2 separate regions of the Homo sapiens genome follow, and region 2 is linked to region 1. A link is a loop called in an ENCODE intact Hi-C map of the cell type or tissue named here. Cell type or tissue: heart left ventricle. All regions are shown on one strand. Each heading gives the region's core, and the rest is flanking DNA. Links, peaks and the distances in the headings are about the cores only.

What was found. Hi-C counts contacts between places; a loop is a spot of excess contacts. Peaks named below come from ENCODE experiments on the same cell type or tissue, not always from the same donor. Only the 100,000 strongest peaks of a DNase experiment are listed, where the experiment ranks them.
Region 2: a loop joins it to region 1, with 2.3 times the contacts of the local background. A loop is called at or near these places in 7 of 110 quality-filtered maps.

The regions. Positions count from the first base shown.
Region 1 is chr12:93,230,772-93,239,413 of GRCh38, forward strand. The region is part of intron 2 of LOC643339 (a long non-coding RNA gene); the gene reads right to left. Among named protein-coding and RNA genes, the nearest start is that of LINC02412, 61 kb to the left of the region's middle. RefSeq lists a silencer at 1,168-1,368. In heart left ventricle, for the core only: no CTCF peak of the experiment used is centred there; a DNase peak (open chromatin) is centred at 3,950; H3K27ac peaks cover 287 bases.
Region 2 is chr12:93,184,034-93,192,675 of GRCh38, forward strand. The region is part of intron 3 of LOC643339 (a long non-coding RNA gene); the gene reads right to left. Among named protein-coding and RNA genes, the nearest start is that of LINC02412, 14 kb to the left of the region's middle. RefSeq lists an enhancer at 353-502. In heart left ventricle, for the core only: no CTCF peak of the experiment used is centred there; no DNase peak of the experiment used is centred there; H3K27ac peaks cover 1,979 bases.

The DNA of each region.
Region 1 (8,642 bases), core at 185-8,184:
ATGTGAAACCATGGGACCCCGTGTTAACAAATCTAATTTTCAAAGAGAAATGAGAAATTTTTATTTTTATGTGAAATATCCTGTTTTTAAATGTTGGGGCCAGGTGCGGTGGCTCACGCCTGTAATCCCAGCACTTTGGGAGGCTGAGGTGGGCAGAGCACTTGAGGTCAGGGGCTCGAGACCAGCCTGGCCAACATGGTGAAACCCCATCTCTACTAAAAATACAAAAATTAGCCGGATGGCTGGGCACGGTGGCTCATGACTGTAATCCCAGCACTTTGGGAGGCCGAGGCATGTGGATCACCTGAGGTGGGGAGTTCAAGACCAGCCTGATCAATATGGTGAAACCCCGTCTCTACTAAAAATACAAAAATTAGCTGGGTGAGGTGGTGTGCGCCTGTAGTCCCAGGCACTCAGGAGGCTGAGACAGGAGAATTGCTTGAACGCGGGAGGCAGAGGTTGCACTGAGCCGAGATCACTCCACTGCACTCCAGCCTGGGTGACAGAGCAAGACTCCATCTCAAAAAAAAAAAAAAAAATTAGCCAGGCATGGTGGCACATGCCTGTGGTCCCAGCTACTTGGGAAGCTGAGGCAGAAGAACCACTTGAACCCGGGAAGCAGAGGTTGCAGTGAGCCAAGATCATGCCACTGCACTCCAGCCTGGGTGACAGAGCGAGACTCCATCTCTAAATAAATAAATAAATAAGTGTTGGAAATTTATTCAAAATAATTTCAAACACTGTGAAAGACAATGTGTCCACAGGCAGCCCCATTTGTGATCTCTTCCCCCAGAAGCATACTAGATAAAACTTCACAACGATTACTCCTCAGAGCCTCCCTAACTTTACCCCATTCTCACCTTCCCTCCCTCACCCTCACGTCAACTGCTCTCCACTTTGAGTTACTAACGCAATTGATATGTGCCTCTGTTACACTGCTTATGACATTATATGGTAGTTATGTTGTTGCTGTTTGCTGTTGTTTTCTTTTAACATATCCATCAGCTCTGCTAAAAAATAATTAATAATTCAATGTGGAATCCTGAGGTTGGGGCTGTCATAGTTTGAGGAAATCAGTTTGAATCCCAGCCCTGATGAGACAACTTTGGGTGGGTTTTCACATCTAAAATGTGAGTGAATTATAATAATGGATAACATGGTTGTTGCATTGTCAGCCTTGCAGGAGAAGCCATCACCTCGAATTCACATGTGCAGGGGACACTGCAATAGAACTTTCTTTGCCTTGATGTAAACTGATGTCAATTGGACAGATGTTTCTTGGATACCATCTATTCCCTTTTGCTGCAGCCTCTTAATGGCCCTCTCAAGCTTCTCAAACTAGGCATGTTCCATATGCTGGGAAAAGTCATGCTCTGTTTGACAGTCACCTTCCGAGGGCCTCTGATAGCAGAACTCGGTGAGGATTATGGAGATAGATTGATGGGGAGATCAGCCATCTTGCTGCCACACACACCTTGACAGAGAGATTTACTGCCTCTCCAATATCGCTTCCGAATCAACTTTTTTTTTTTTTTTTTAATGGGTTCTCACTCTGTCGCCCAGGCTGGAGTGCAGTGGCACAAACATGGCTTACTGCAGCCTCAGCCTCCTGGGCTCAAGGAATCCTCCCACTTCAGCCTCCCAAGTAGCTGGGACTACAGGCATATGCCACCACACCCAGCTAATTTTTGTATTTTTTGTAGAGACAGGGTTTCACCATGTTGCCCAGGGTGGTCTCAAACTCCTTGGCTCAAGTAATCCACCAGCCTCAGCCTCCCAAAGTACTGAGATTACAGGCCTGAGCCACTGCACCCAGCCCAAATCAATTTTTGCTGTTCATTCCCAAGAGGAGAAAACATTAAAAGGTTTTCCTTTTTTCCATTTTTCCTTTCTTTTCCCCTCAACCTCCCTTCTTCACCCTTATACCATCCTCCTTCCTTCTGGCACTGGTTCCCCCTCAAGCAAAAAGATAACGTGTACCTCCAGGATTCTTGATAATCAAACACCATATGATTTCTATCAGCTGAATGCCTGGCAAAGCAATACTTCCCTCATCAAAAATTAAAACTGGAGTGGCATTTACTTTCCTCCAATATCACCTAAGAAGTTATAGTAGGACACGAAGCCAGAAACTTCTCAATCTCAGCTTTTAGTTGAGATTATTTTGCCCATTGGATTATGGAGCTCTTTCAATGGTGAAGTTAGTAAATTTAAATTATCGGGAAATTAACCTTTAACCCCATTGAAATGGTCAGAGTAATTCTCAATCTACAGAAGGAAAAAACAAAACATGGCAACTGAGTGATTTGTTCTATTACAAATCCTGTACAAGGAATAATTTGGAAACTGGGTGGCTTGTTCCAACTGACTATAAAAGTTGAGCAAATAGTCAAAATGCCTATTATGCTAATTTTTCTTTTTTTCTGGATTCTATGCATAAGGCCAGTGTGAACTTAAAGCTCTAGTTCTTTCATGCCTGTAATAAACCAAAAGTTTCTGCTCAGAGCAGAGTACAGAATTAGAATTGCCCATTTGTCCTTTTTTACTATTCTTTTAAGACTTTTGCAGGTTCACAAATGATATAACAGGACACTCATGAACGCTGAGCTACAGCAACAGAGACACATGTGTATCTGTAGTCAGACCTTCCCACAAGGCTTCAGGAAGAAACCTTGAGTGCAGACTGATTTTTTTAAATTAAGATTATGGGTAGTAGGCCAGGCGTGGTGGCTCACGCCTGTAATCCCAGCACTTTGGGAGGCCAAGGTGGGTGGATCACAAGGTCAGGAGTTTGAGACCAGCCTGATCAATGTGGTGAAATCCCATCTCTACTAAAAATACACACAAAAAAAATTAGTTGGGTAGCGCGCACCTGTAATCCCAGCTACTCAGGAGGCTGAGGCAGGAGAATTGCTTCAACCCGGGAGGCAGAGGGTGCAGTGAGCCAAGATTGCGCCACTGCACTCCAGCCTGGGGCAACAGAGCAAGACTCTGTCTCAAAAAAAAAAAAAAAAAAAAAATTATGGGTAGTGGGTGGAATATTGAGAGTTTATATGAGCCAGGCACTTTCTAGATGCTTTATAAGGTCCCATCATCTTCACAACAACTCCAAAAGGTAAATACTAGCATTATTTGCATTTTGCCAGTAAAGAAAATGAGGCATAGGGAGGCTGAAAGGCCCCTCTACTATGTGTCTGAATTGGAACCAGGAAGGCCCATTTCAAAGCCCACAATCTTGAACACTCCGCAGGCTAAAGCCTCAGAACCATGTCTTTCTCTCAATCTGGTTGGTTAGTGATGCAAGAAAATGGATAGTCACATATACCTTTGTGTCATTTATATTCCTTTTGTGGAGAAATATGCTTGCATTTATTTATGACAAAAATCTGGCTGGGTGCGGTGGCTCACGTCTGTAATCCCAACATTTTGGGAGGCTGAGGTGGGCAGATCACCTGAGGTCAGAAGATCAAGATCAGCCTGGTCAACATGGTGAAACCCCATCTTACTAAAAATACAAAAATTAGCCAGGCATGATGGAACATGCCTGTAATCCCAGCTACTCAGGAGGCTGATACAGGAGAATTGCTTAAACCAGGGAGGCAGAGGTTGCAGTGAGCCAAGATTGCACCACTGGCTCTCCAGCCTGGGCAATGGAGTGAGACTCTGTCTCAAAAAAATAAATAAATAAACATAAAATAAAGTAAAATAAATAAATAAATAAAAATTAAAAAATCTAGAGTGGCTAACCTAGATGGAAGTTTGCCTGTGGACACACGAAAGGGGGCTGGCCACTCCATGGTTTTAGGCAGGTTTCTCTAAGGGGACAAGGTTTGAGAAAAGCTCTCAACAAAGAGAAGGATGGGGGTTGGCAGATGTGGAAAAAGAGCTTCCTCTTGCCTGTTCCTGGCACCTCGGCCCCAACCCAGATGTAGAGAGCTTGACTTCAGAGACTGCTGCCAACCAGGCAGGAATGGGGCCAGGGGTGACAGCTGGCTTGGGAAAGGTGGAGGCTGCCCAAACTTTAGGAAAACTCTTTATCTTGGCAATGGCAGGTCTTCCCATTCATCATGGAAAGGTAAATATAGGAAGCCATGAGATAACCATCTGCTAATGAGGGTTTACTTTACTAAGGCAGTTCTTACTTACAGATCAATCCCTGGCAAGTAGTTGGTATTTCCCATTGTTAGGGAAAATAGATTTGTCCTCCAAGATACTCTCAATACTTCAAATCTGACACTAAATAAAAGAACAAACAGTGTTTTCTATGCTCACACTCAGCACAGAACACTTCTGTGACCAGATGTGTGGCCTGTTCCCATGCCAGACAATTCTCCAATTCCCACGCCAGACAATTGTAGGACAACTGGGTGTCCTACAATTTAATTCAATTCAGACACTATGTACCTGGAAGTAGCGTCAGATCCCACAGGTTCAGGGCTCAGTACCACAAGACTTCTCCCCACCTCTCCCCCACACTTCAGACACCAATCATGAGCCCAAGTTGTCACTGGTGCCTCTGACTGATTGGCTGTAAATCAGAGCTTCCCAGAACCCATCTCAGGTTCCATCGTTTCCTAGAATGGCTCACAGAACTCAGAAAAACATTTTGCTTACTAGACTACCAGTTTATTACAAAGGGTACTGATAGGGACAGGAGGCAGAGAAATTCTAGGCAGAAAAGGGCAGGGTCCCTGGTGAAGCCCCACCTTCAAGCATGGAACCATAACCTAAAGTGAAAACGTGCATTCCTGCTTTCCCGCTCAAATGTTGCCTTTTCCAAAACCACACACGGCCCTCTCCACCCCCCATCCTGTACCCATAAAAACCCCTAACCCAACTGGTGGAGGGCAGAGAAGGGGAGAAGAGAAGAAGCAGATGGACGTCAGAGACTGCGGTTGCACATCAGAGAGAAGCAGCTTGACTTTAGAGGGACAGCTTGACGGTGTTGCTTCAGAGAGGAGTCCAGCTGGGTATGGCTGTACTCCAGGGGAAGATCACCTTCCTGCTCCATCCCCCTTCCAGCTTCCCTTCCCACTGAGAACCACTTTCATTGGCAATAAAATCCTCCACATTCACCACCCTTCAATTCGTTCATGCAACCTGAGTTTTCCTGGACACCAAACAAGAGCTTGGGTGCCACAAGTGCAGACACTAAAGGCTGTTATGCTGATCCTCTGCCCTCATGAATAGGTAGAGGGCCCACTGAACTGTTTAACACTTAAGGCATCTGTGGACAGCAATGCTAAAAGACCACTGTAACACACGCCCTCTGGGGCTTCATGGGTCACAGGGACCACACCCCCTCTCCGCCCAGATGCTGTCACAGGGCCTCACAGAGTTTTGCTCCTGCTGGCGCCCAAAAACGCTTACTCCAGCTCCTGCACCCGCTCACCTGCATGCTCCCCCTCCCTCAAGGGGTTAAGAGCTGCAGGCTGAGTAAGGGAAGCACCCCATCACAAGGGTCAAGGGAAATTTCTTGTCTCAGTACAACTCAGAAACAGCCAGATGGAACAGATATGTTGCCCTTGCATATGGGAAGATACTGGACACAGGGTGCAGAGCTTCCTTGCCCTCTCCAGGTATGCCACCCACCAGGCACCTCCGCAAGGTCAGCAACCCACAAACTCTCTGAGCCCATCCTTCTGAGTTTTTAAGGAAGCTTCATTACTGCATAGGCATGATCGATTACATCACTTGCCATCAGTGATCAACCCCCTCAGCCTTCAGCCCCTCTCCCCTTACCTGGAGGTAAGAGTTGAGTGGTGGGGCTGAAAGTCCCAACCCTCTAATCACATGATTGTTTCCCCTGGCAACCAGCCACCCTACCTCCACCCCACCCTGCTTGTCCAGAGGCCATCCAGAAGCCCCCAGCCTTCAGTCATCTCATTAACATACAAAAAGACACTTATCACTAAGGAAATTCCAGGATATTTAGTTAGTTAGTTAGTTAGTTTTTGAGACAGAGTCTCACTATGTTGCCCAGGCTGGAGTGCAGTGGCATAATCTCGGCTCACTGCAACCTCCATCTCCTGGGTTCAATCGATTCTCCTGCCTCAGCCTCCCAAGTAGCTGGGATTACAGGTGTGCACCACCATGCCCAACTAATTTTTGTATTTTTAGTAGAGACAGGGTTTCACCATGTTGGCCAGGCTGGTCTCAAACTCCTCAAGTGATCTGCCCACCACGGTCTCCCAAAGTGCTGGGATTACAGGCATGAGCCACCACACCCAGCCAATTCCAGGGGTTTTAAGAGCTGTCTGCCAGGAAATGGAGGCAGTGACCAAATATATTTTTGTTACTATATCACACCATGTACATTTTTAAAGGCCTGAGTGTCATTTCTAAAGAAAGGAGGGGGTAGTAGGGGCTGTCAGAAGTGGGTGCAACATTCTAAACACAGTTGCCCTCACTGGCATTATAAATCATTGCTGTTCATTTTTAAATAACTGTGCACAAGAAAAAAAAACAGCTTTAGAAACCTTTACAAATTTAGGTAAACTTGTCTGGAGTTTTTGGTTGTTTCGTTTGTGAAAAGCTGTTTTCACAATCCCAAGCATTGATAAATGAAAGCTACAGCATGCCTGCATAACCCAGGAAGGCTCTGGACAGATGACCTAGCTGAGAATGAGCCAGCACTTGTATCCACAGTTTCTACCTTCTAAAGATAGAAATAACTGGGCACGGGGCAGGGAAGGGTGTCCCACAGGGACATTTTGACCAATGCTAAAGAAATAAAGAGGACAGGAGCCCCCACCACAAGTTCAGCCAGATTCAGCCAGATGAGAATGGTAAGTGGGACTTCAGGGGAGCCAGAGCCAACAAGAGAGAAGTCCTCGGTCATGAGGGCATGAAATCAGAGGGACACCTTAGGGTGGCCTATTGGCCAGCTTTCAGTGTCCCATTGAAAAAGCATGGGTTGTTCCAAGCCACTGAGCAGCTGCCCTAGGGAGCATTCAGATACTTGCCCAATAGTCCACAGGGTGACCCACATTTTTGTTGCTGTTGTTGTTCTTTCAAGAGGATTGAGCAAGGCAGTCGACTGACAACTTGAAACCCAGCCCAGCTCACTGGCCTCATGGGGGTAGACCAGCCTGCTTTGTGTAGTACATCCAACTCTAAACTAGATTTCCTTGCTTCCTACTGGGCCAGTCCAATGTGATGCCCATGTCTTACAGTCTTCCAATAGTTTTAAAAAAAAGAAAATGGAAACAAAGGAAGGAAGGAGGGAAGGAAGGAGAGAAAGAAAGGATGGACAGACAAGCTGGATTTCTGCACCTAAGTATTCCAGTTAGGAGACAGGCCAAAGGCTGGGCTTACTTTACCCTCAAGACAATCTGTAATTGCCCAAGGGGTTCAGCTTACCCACTGCCTGGACAGAGTTAATTTCTCAAGACAGGGGGATTGCAATAGAGAAAGAGTAATCCATGTAGAGCCAGCTGTGTAGACTGGAGTTTTATTATTACCCAAATCAGTCTCCCTGAGCATTCAGGGAGCAGAGCTTTTAAGGGCAACTTGGTGGGTGGGGGGTAAGGCAGTGAGCCAGGAGTGCTGATTGGTCAGGGATGAAATCATAGAGAGCAGAAACTGGCTTCTTGGCTGGGCACGGTGACTCACGCCTATAATCCCAGCACTTTGGGAGGCTGAGACAGGTGGATCATTTGAGGTTAGGAGTTCGAGACCAGCCTGGCCAACATGGCAAAACCCCATCTCTACTAAAAATATAAAAATTAGCCAGGCATGGTGGTGCGCACCTGTAATCCCAGCTACTGGGGAGGCTGAGACAGGAGAATCACTTGAACCCAGGAGGCAGAGATTGCAGTGAGTTGAGATTGCACCACTGTACTCCAGCGTAGGTGACAGGGCGAGATTCTGTGTCAAAAAAAAAAAGAAGAAGCCAGCTTCTTGCACTGAGTCAGTTCCTGGGTGGGGGCCACAAGATCAGATGAGCCAGTTTATCAATCTGGCTGGTGACAGCTGATCCATCAAGTGCAGGGCCTACAAAATATCTCAAGCACTGATCTTAAGAGCAGTTTAGGAAGAATCAGAATATTGTATCCTCCAGCTGCATAACTCCTAAACCATAATTTCTAATCTTGTCGCTAATGTTAGTCCTGCAGAGACAACCTAGTCTCCAGGCAAGAAGGAGGTATGCTTTGGGGAAGGGCTGTTGTCATCTTTGTTTTAAACTATAAATTATAAACTAAGTTTCTCCCAAAGTTAGTTCAGCCTACGCCCAGGAATGAACAAGGACAGTTTGGAGGTTAGAAGCAAGATGGAGTCAGTTAAGTTAGATCTCTTTCACTGTCTCAGTCAAAATTTTGTAAAGGCGGTTTCAAATCCTATGAAGGAAATACTATTCCTTTTGTCTACAGATAAGAACATCAAGGCACAGAGTGCTTAAGTAATCTGCCTCAACCTGTCAATATTTTTTTAAAAGTCTATGTGGCTCTAGAATCCAGATGTTTAAACACTATCCTGTCCTCCCTCTCAATTAGATGATTAAAGTGGTTTGACAGTACCTGCTTTATAGAAAGAGTTCAATAAATATTGGCTACAATTATTATTCTCCTTTTATACATGGACCTTCATATTTTAGTTAAAATTATCAGCTAAGATTATCAGTTAATTAAAACATTTAAAAT
Region 2 (8,642 bases), core at 128-8,127, 47 kb before region 1:
CACATGGCTCGTCCCCCAGAGGCTCTCACTGCTCTCTTAGCTGGAAGAACTTCAAACTCTCAGACAGTGGAAAATTCAGTCTGTTCCAAGCAGGAGACACAAATGTGCTCTTAAAATTCATACTGGCGTTTGGAACTGCCCAGGGTATTATAAATATAATCGTTCTGAAGTGTGAGTGTGTGTCAGGGAGAGAAAGAGATGGAGAGAGAGAGAGAGACAGACAGAGTGTGTGTGTGTGTGTGTGTGTGTGTGTTTGTGTGTGTGTGTGTGTGTGTGTGTGACGACAGAAAGGAAAGTGAGAGCAGACCCAGGGCCAGCAAGTATCCATGCCAAGAACACAAGGCCAAGCCCAGAGAAGAATGTCCACCAGATGCCCAGTGACTACATTTTGGATTTTCTACTGCTTCCTCCTCAGAGAAAAGGGGGGAAATAAATTAGAGAGAACGCAAAGGGAGAGAGAGAGTGAGCAAGATGGGTGGGGATGGAGAGAGAAAGGAACAGGAAGTGGGAGCCTTACTAAACATAGAGCAAGAGGCCCAGACTGAGAGAGAGAGGCTGTCAGAATGAGGAACTACTGAGAGATCACAGGCTTCTCCACCAGTTACAAGTGATTAATATCTACATTTATTGTGTTTTGAAGCCATCAAGTTCTATGTCCAAATGACCCCACCCCTCCCATAATGCAGCACCAAGACTAATCCACCATCCACAGGGCATTCTGTTTCCTGCCAAACAGATGGGGCTTATTGAGGTTGGTCTTACACAGCCTCTTCCAGGTCTTGGACACACGCTGGCCAGCCTCTGTGGCTGAGGAATAGAATAAAGTTAAGTGAACTGACCCTACACGTGGGCCCCTATGACCTTCATTGCTCTTGAACTAACTGAGCTGACCAGCCAGCCTGAAGCAACATGGCCCCAGGGCAGGGGCTCTTAACCTTTTATGCACCAGGCTTCCTTTGGCAGGCTGGTAAAGCCACAGACTCCCTTCTCAGAATAATGTTATTAGGCATAAAATGAAATACATAAAGCTACAAAGGAAATCAGTTACAACATCAAATATTTTAAAGATTACAAATACAGTAATATTTTTACTCTTTTATCAGTGCTTTAAATAATAGGATCTGGTGAGAGGTCAAATAACAACCATCATTTCAAAGAGTGATGAGAGAAGGAGTGTTTCCATTGTCTACAACAACTACCAGGTGATATGAAAAGATCTGTTATTTCTGTGGCAAGAGTCATAGGCGCTGCTAATACCAGTGCAGTTTCTTGCCTACATTCTTAATAGAAACAAAAAGCTAGATTTCAGTGAGAGGTTAGATAAAATAAAGATGCAATTTTTCCCCATCCAAATTTATGAACCAGAACAAAGGCAATAAAAGGAAGGGAGCTGCAACAACAGTAATCGTAGTGACAAAGCAACATCTGCTACAAGAACAACAGCAAAAAATGGCTGCCATCTCTGCTCTGTATCAGGCCCTGGGTTAAATGCTTTCTACTCATCTTTCTCTTTCATTCTGAGGGAGGCATCATTTTGCCCACTTTACAGATGAGGAAACTGAGGCTTTAGGACATTAGGGAACTTGTCTAGGACCATAGCCAATAAGTAGCTGTGGCAAGAATGGAAGTCAAGGCTGTCTGACACTGAAGGCCACATTCGCTGTGCACTGTGTCTTCAGAAAGAGATAGGGTGTGTGTGTGTGTGTGTGTGTGAGAGAGAGAGAGAGAGAGAGAGAGAGAGAGAAAGCTGTTTCCTTTTTCTCATTCATGCCAGAAGAATTGGACTGGTTTAAGCATCTATACTTTCACCCATCTTGACTATCCATTTCCATCTTTTTAATGTTTGCTCTTTTCAGTTCAAAGACCCTTATGCTTCATACATTCATAGCCAGTACATATATGTTGGGTACTGGCTATGTTTACTGACACCAAAAATTCAAAGATAAATATGTTCTCTGACTTTCAGGAAGCTTATAACTTATTGGAGAAAACAGATATGCAAACAGATAAATTATAATATGCAGCAATTAGAATTCAAGGTAATTTGCACAATAAGGAGAATTTATTGACTCATATAACTGAAAAGTCCAGAAGTAGACAGGCTTCAGGCACTGTTTGATTAGGTCTTCATCAGCAGTGTGCTAGGAAGTATGTCACAACTAACTGACTTTCCAGAGAAAAAAGAGCCATGAGTTTGTCTATTTCCATGGTGTAAATACTCCCACCACGACCTATTTCAAGCTACCAACATGAAGTCACTGAAGATAGAATTAGGAAGAGATGTGCGCAGTCACCCCTTGCCTGATGCAGGCTAGCTCCAGCATGCTATGACCATTCTCATTTCTTCACAGTTCTCTCAGTTTTTCCATCCTCTGTATGCTGGTTTTGTCCTGATGATGCAACCAGCAGCTGGGACTGTACACTTTCCTTCTAGTGTCTAGCAAGCTTCTCTTCTACTAATCACCAAAAAAAAATTCCTGAGCTCTTCTGAAAGAATCGCTGTATCCAAGGAATATCACCCAGCTGGCTTAGCCTTGGGTGGCATATTAAAATAAGCAATAGCTACCTTCTCTCAAGGCTCTTCATTTCACCTATCAAGTACTCCTTGTTGGACAAAGCTACGGTCTGAATGTTCTTGTCCCTTCAAAATTCATATGTTGGAACCTAATACTTAAAGTGATGGTATTAAGAGGTGGGGGTCTTTGAGGAAGTGATTAAGTCATGAGGGCTCCACCCTCATGAATGAGATTACTGCCCTCATAAAAGAGGTTGAAGGGAGTGTCCTTGTCCCTTCCACCATGTGAGGTCATAGCAAGAAGGTGCCGTATAAGGAATGGGCCCTTACTAGGTGCCTTAATTTTGGACTTCCCAGTCTCCAGAACTGTGAGCAATAAATTTCTATTGTTTATGAATTACCCAGCCTAAGGTATTTGGGTATAGCTGCCTGAATGGACTAAGACAGGCAGAATTAGCACCAAAAACCTATCCTCTAGAAGGTGGAATTATCAGCAAGACAAGAAAATGATATTCTTGTTTACCCATTTTAGTGCCTGTGTCAACCAGATGTTCCCTTCAGAACTGAGACCCTCATTTTCCCACTCTGGAAGTATTGATGGCTGATGGCTCACAGCTGAGTTCCTCCCAAAGCATTGCTCTGACCAAAAGGAGCTGCCAGACTCGAGGATATTGTCCCCCTTAAGAGGACACTGCCTCTAATGGCTGATCAATGAGTGAGTATAAAAGCCTGAGGTCACCTCAATTCAGGCATGTCTGAAGGATCATCCTGGCTCCAGCGCTTCCAAAGGGGAATCAGATAAAGCCTCTGTTGAAATCATATACTGGGTCAATTTCTCCCTCTGTGCCATCATCCTTCCCTCTCTTGCCTACATCATTCCTATGTGTCCTCCCCACTAAACCTCCTGCATGCAATCTCAGTGTCGGTTTCCATGAAACTGAATATTCAATGCCTATCTCTAAACAAGTCACCAGATGTTCTAGACAAATCAGGGCCCATCCTGGAGCTGGGAGTGGAATCAGTCCCACCCACATCCCATGGCTGCCCCACGGTGGGAGAGGGTTGGGATGTATCTTGAGAAATAACTGCACTGTCTGCTACATAATAAGGCATACTGGGTGATGTAAAAGACGTATGAACAATATCACAGTCCAATGGCTGAGCCATTATAGGCATAGAGAAAGAAAAAAGCAGGCCCTGACATCCAGAAATAGTCACCGGTAGACCTCAATATTATTACAAGCTGATCTGACACTCACAGCCAGGCTATAGTTCTCCTGTTGGACATAGACAATCTCACAGAACACCAACCTCAGACAAGCTTATTCTGAACCACGATAAAATGAAACAAAACAAGGTCACTACCTAATTTTGTCCATGCACAAAAACAAGGTCACTCTGCCCCCTGTAATGCACTCAATCATAGAATTGCCTGGATTTCTGATGGTATCTGACCTAGAGCAAATCTTTAATTTCTTAAGCCCTCCACAAATCACCCAACCAAAGTCCAAATCTTCTAGTAGTTTCTTTCTAACACAGTTGCTAAGATAGTGTCCTTAAAGTATGTTCTCCCTAAATCAATGAGTAGTAAGCCCAGCTTGTTTAATTATCAGTGTGTTCCTGGTGGTCTTTGGCTGGAGGGCATTGGTAGCCTTCAATCAGTGTTTGTATGGTGAATAACTGGGTGTGTAAATGGCTATGTTGCCCCTCTTTCAAGAAAGGCTTAACAGAAGACCTTTGAGCTGGTTCTTAAAGGAAGATTGAGCTTTTCCAAGCAAAGCAGGGTCAGAGAGAAGTCATTCCAAGCAAAGGAAGCAAGATGTGCAAAGGTTGGCATCACTGAAATGAAGGATGAAGAGTCCATATGGGTGGGGTGTTGGGTGGACCGGAAGGGTGCTAGGACCAAATGTGGATATCCTTGTAAGTCACAACTAATCTTTTAGGCAAAGAGGACAGAGAAGCAGGAGAGAGACAGAGAGCTCGAAATTTGAAATCTGATTGCAGAGAGTATTACTGGAGTAGCCATAACTATTTTTCCTCCAACCCTTTCTTTCTTTTTTGGAGAGAAGGAGAAGACATTTGCTTTGGTTGAAGCAAAATTGCATATTTTGAGTTTTCTCAGTTTTCCCAACCTGACATTTAAGGCGCACACCTAACAACACTGAGCCCTTAATTCCCTGGATATTGTGAATGCTTCGAAGACATCATGGCCTTCTCTCAAAGGTTTGATAACTTGCACTTCACTATATAATTCCTCTTGCTTGTCAGAAGTGCAATTCAGCTGGTCACTTCCTCTGTTATTTATAATTAAATGACTTACCATACATTCCTTAAAAGAGACTTCCAGATGCCCTGATAGAAAATGCCAATGTCTTCCCACTTCCTTGTGTGTGTCCACCTTTGACTCTCCATTCGTGGCGCCCCCAAGATGACCTTCATCGTCTAGGGGTCTTATCTCTAGGACCTCCCAGGCCGTACGATTCCTGCAGTCCCTCCGTCTGTGTTTAAGTCTTGCTTGTGCTCCACAAAATCCTTCTGCCTTAACAGCCCTACAGCTGCACGGCCTCCTCTTCTGTTCCCTTCTGTCTGTCTTGCCCTGCCCTGCCACTGAGCACTCAGATTTTATAACATCTTGCCTTGCCAACTGGTTTTGTGAGTATCATATAAGTATCTGTTAATTATAGATCTTTTACAAATAACATATACCTGATACAGCTGAAGGAGACTGAAATGTCCCCACTCTTACAAATCCATGTTAGTGCTGCCCTAGACTACCCTTAAAAAGAATTTTGTGTATATTTGTGAAATCCACATTTTCTACTTTTACTCTCTCTATATATATCTCAATAACCTATGTATTACTTTGTGCTTTTAAACATAAAGATAATCATAGTGTTGTATCATTTTATTCTATGCTTTTTATACTCACAATTATGTTTTAAGATTCAGTTTTGTTAATATATGCAAAGCTTTTAGAACAGTGCCTGTAAACACCATATAAGTATTAGCTACTATTATTTTCAGTATTATTATTATTGTTATTTTGAGGCAGCATCTCATTCTGTCACCCAGGCTGAGTGCAGTGGCATGATCACAGCTCACTACGCCTCAACCTCCCAGGGTCAAGTGATCTTCCAACCTCAGCCTCCTGAGTAGCTGGGACTAACTACAGGCATGCACCCCATGTCCAGCTAATTTTTGTATTTTTGGTAGAGATGAGATCTCACCATGTTGCACAGGCTGGTCTCAAACTCCTGGGCTCAAGCAATCTGCTTGCTTCAGCCTCCCAAAGTGCTGGGATTACAGGTGTGAACCACCACACCCAGCCTATTATTTTCAATATTATTAATAAATGTATTTACATCATTCCTTGTAATTATAGTAAGCTAACATTGATCATACAACATTTTATTTATCCCATTCCTCTCTTGATGTGTTGGGACTTAGAAAACGACACCCCAGAGTGAAGGCCTCTGAAGCAAAGTCTCTCTCTGACCTTCTCCTACTCTCCTGTCTCTTGCCCCTCATTCTTCCCTAAGGCAAGCCATAGAAAATGTGATTCCTCTTCCCCAAGGCAGATCTTAGAAACCAAAACAGATTTTACATGAAGCCAGTCATAAAACCTAAAAATATTACTGTAATCTTCCCCTGCCTTTCTGTGTAAGAACTGGCTGCAAAGAAATTAAGACCCTCGTCCCAGAGGGTTCCTATTCCATACCTGGGAGAAAGAAATGCTGCACAGAGAGGCCAAGAAGAAGCTGAGCTGACGGGGCTTGATAGGTATCGCGACTCGGTCTATTTCCATTAGATTATTCCTGTTTCCCCCAATTGTAGTTCTACATGGCTGTACATTCTTCATTGAACCTAAGCATAAAAAAAGGGATCAATTTTTCCTGGATCTTTGGTCTCCATTCTGAAGACTCTCATGTCTCATAAAACTGTGATCAAATAAATGTATTATGCTTTTCTCTTGTTAGCTTGTCTTTGTTATAGGGGTGTTGGCCATGACCCTTATGACAGGGAGGAAAGGGATCACCTTCTTTCTGCCCCTAAGGTACATATTTAGGTTGTTTCCAATTTTTCACAATTAATTATCAGCAGTATCCCAAAGAATATCCTTAAATATGCCATGTTCATATGTTCAAGAGTTGGTATTTGCTTAAAAGTGGACTTGCTGGGCTGTAAGGAGAATGTATTTTAGGTTTTGCTAGCTATTGTCAAATTGTTTCCCAAAATGTCTGTACCCTCAGCAGTGTATGAGAATTCTTATTTTTCTATCTTTGCCAACCACCACTGATTTTTTCAAAAGTTTGTGAGTACAAAGTAATAATCTTGTTTTAACTTGCATTCTTCTTTTCATTAATACGTGATATTTGTACATTTTTTTTCTCTCCATTTATTGGCCATTATGCACTGGGCCTTAACCTTTGCTGGGGTCTTAGACGCCTTTGAGAATTTACTTCAGAAAAATACACACATATATATATATACACACATACACTTTATAAACACATTGAGGGGCTTCACAGAGTCCCTGAAGACCCATCCACAAAGCCCCTTCAGAGCAGAGACTCTCGAGCTTTTAGTAGATATGAGAACCTTCTGGGAAGTTTTTAAAAATGCAGATTCCTAGGACCCATCTTTGAGGATCCTGACTCAGAGGGCCCTAGCTAGGAACTGAAGGGCTGGTGCAGGTGATTAAAAAAAGAAAGAAAGAAAGAAAGAAAGACAACCAAGACTATACTTTCAGGGGCCATTTCTGTAGTTCGTTAAGAAAGACAATCTTGAGTTTCTGGATTCCCAGTAAGAACTCCTATTTCTGCTTTCCAAAACGTTCCCTTCTCCTACAGCTATGAAGCAAAGGATAAAGTCACCAAGTTTAATGTACTAAAGCTGTAACTTGCCTTTAAATTGATGCTGTAGCTACTTTTAAATCCATGGTTACTTCTGCAGATATACCTTGTGCCTCTCTCCTCCTTAGCTGGAAAGGTCGGTGAGGGAATGAATAAATAGGGTGACATGTGAGACAAAGAAAAACACAAGGAAAGGAAAAAAAATTAGGAAATTCGAAGCTATTCAGAAAATGCTACATAAAAAGCATCATCCTACTAAATATGAACAGCTTGTGTTTGGAATGGTTTGTGTTTCTAATTTTATTTCATGAGCAAGCTCATTTTTTTTTCTCTGCCAGATACTTCAAAGATTCTCTTGCAAAAAGAAGGAAATAAATTTATTTTCCTCTTGGATCCAAATTCACATAAATGATTCTGTTGTAAGATGAAGAAAATTGATTGCTTCAATGGCAAATAAGATACTTTTTTAATTTAAAAATTTAGTACTAAGGAAATCATGTGCCAGGGAATTCTCAAAACATTTTGAGAGAGGTTGAGAATCCCGGTATGATGAGATGATGATGTTACTCATGCACATATTCCCCCGCTTTCTTTTTCAAGCCTGCAAGTGTCAAGACAGAGTTAATCCTTATTTTTGACTCAGTCACACGCAAATGCGTTCTTCTCTGAGCTGGTCAGTGGCCAGTATCCTCTTGAACCTTTGGTGGAATTCAGGTCCGTGAATGATGCCAGGAACAAGAATTAGGATCTGATTCTAGGACTTTATAATGACTCACTCGGTACCTTTGTCCAGTAACAATAGAAAAATGACTCGGTTGCTCTATCCATGAAACTAGGGCAGTGATGCTGGCTGCCTGCCTCACACAGGGTTGAGGGGAAACCAGGCTTACAAAATGACAGAGGTCTCCGGAGCACGGGCATCACATGGGAGGAGGTGGGGGTATCTTCACAGAGCCAGAAGACAACAGAGGGGGCAACCTGACACAGAACCAAAGGAGGTCCTTGAACCCTGCCACACCAGCCTGGGTGGAGGGTATTCTGTATACACTGTATACACTGGAGAACATGGAATGAAGTCAACTTACATCTTTTGTCTTTCTGGAGACCATCTTTTTACTTTCACACATTACTCATGGATTAAGAAGAAAAGTGGTGGCCATGACATTTTCTAACATTTTCTGGTATCCATTATCTTGTTCGCTTGGCCATACAGTGCTTCTTATACTCTAGATTTTCAGATTCTAGACAGTATGTTCATTAAAAGCAGGAATTAA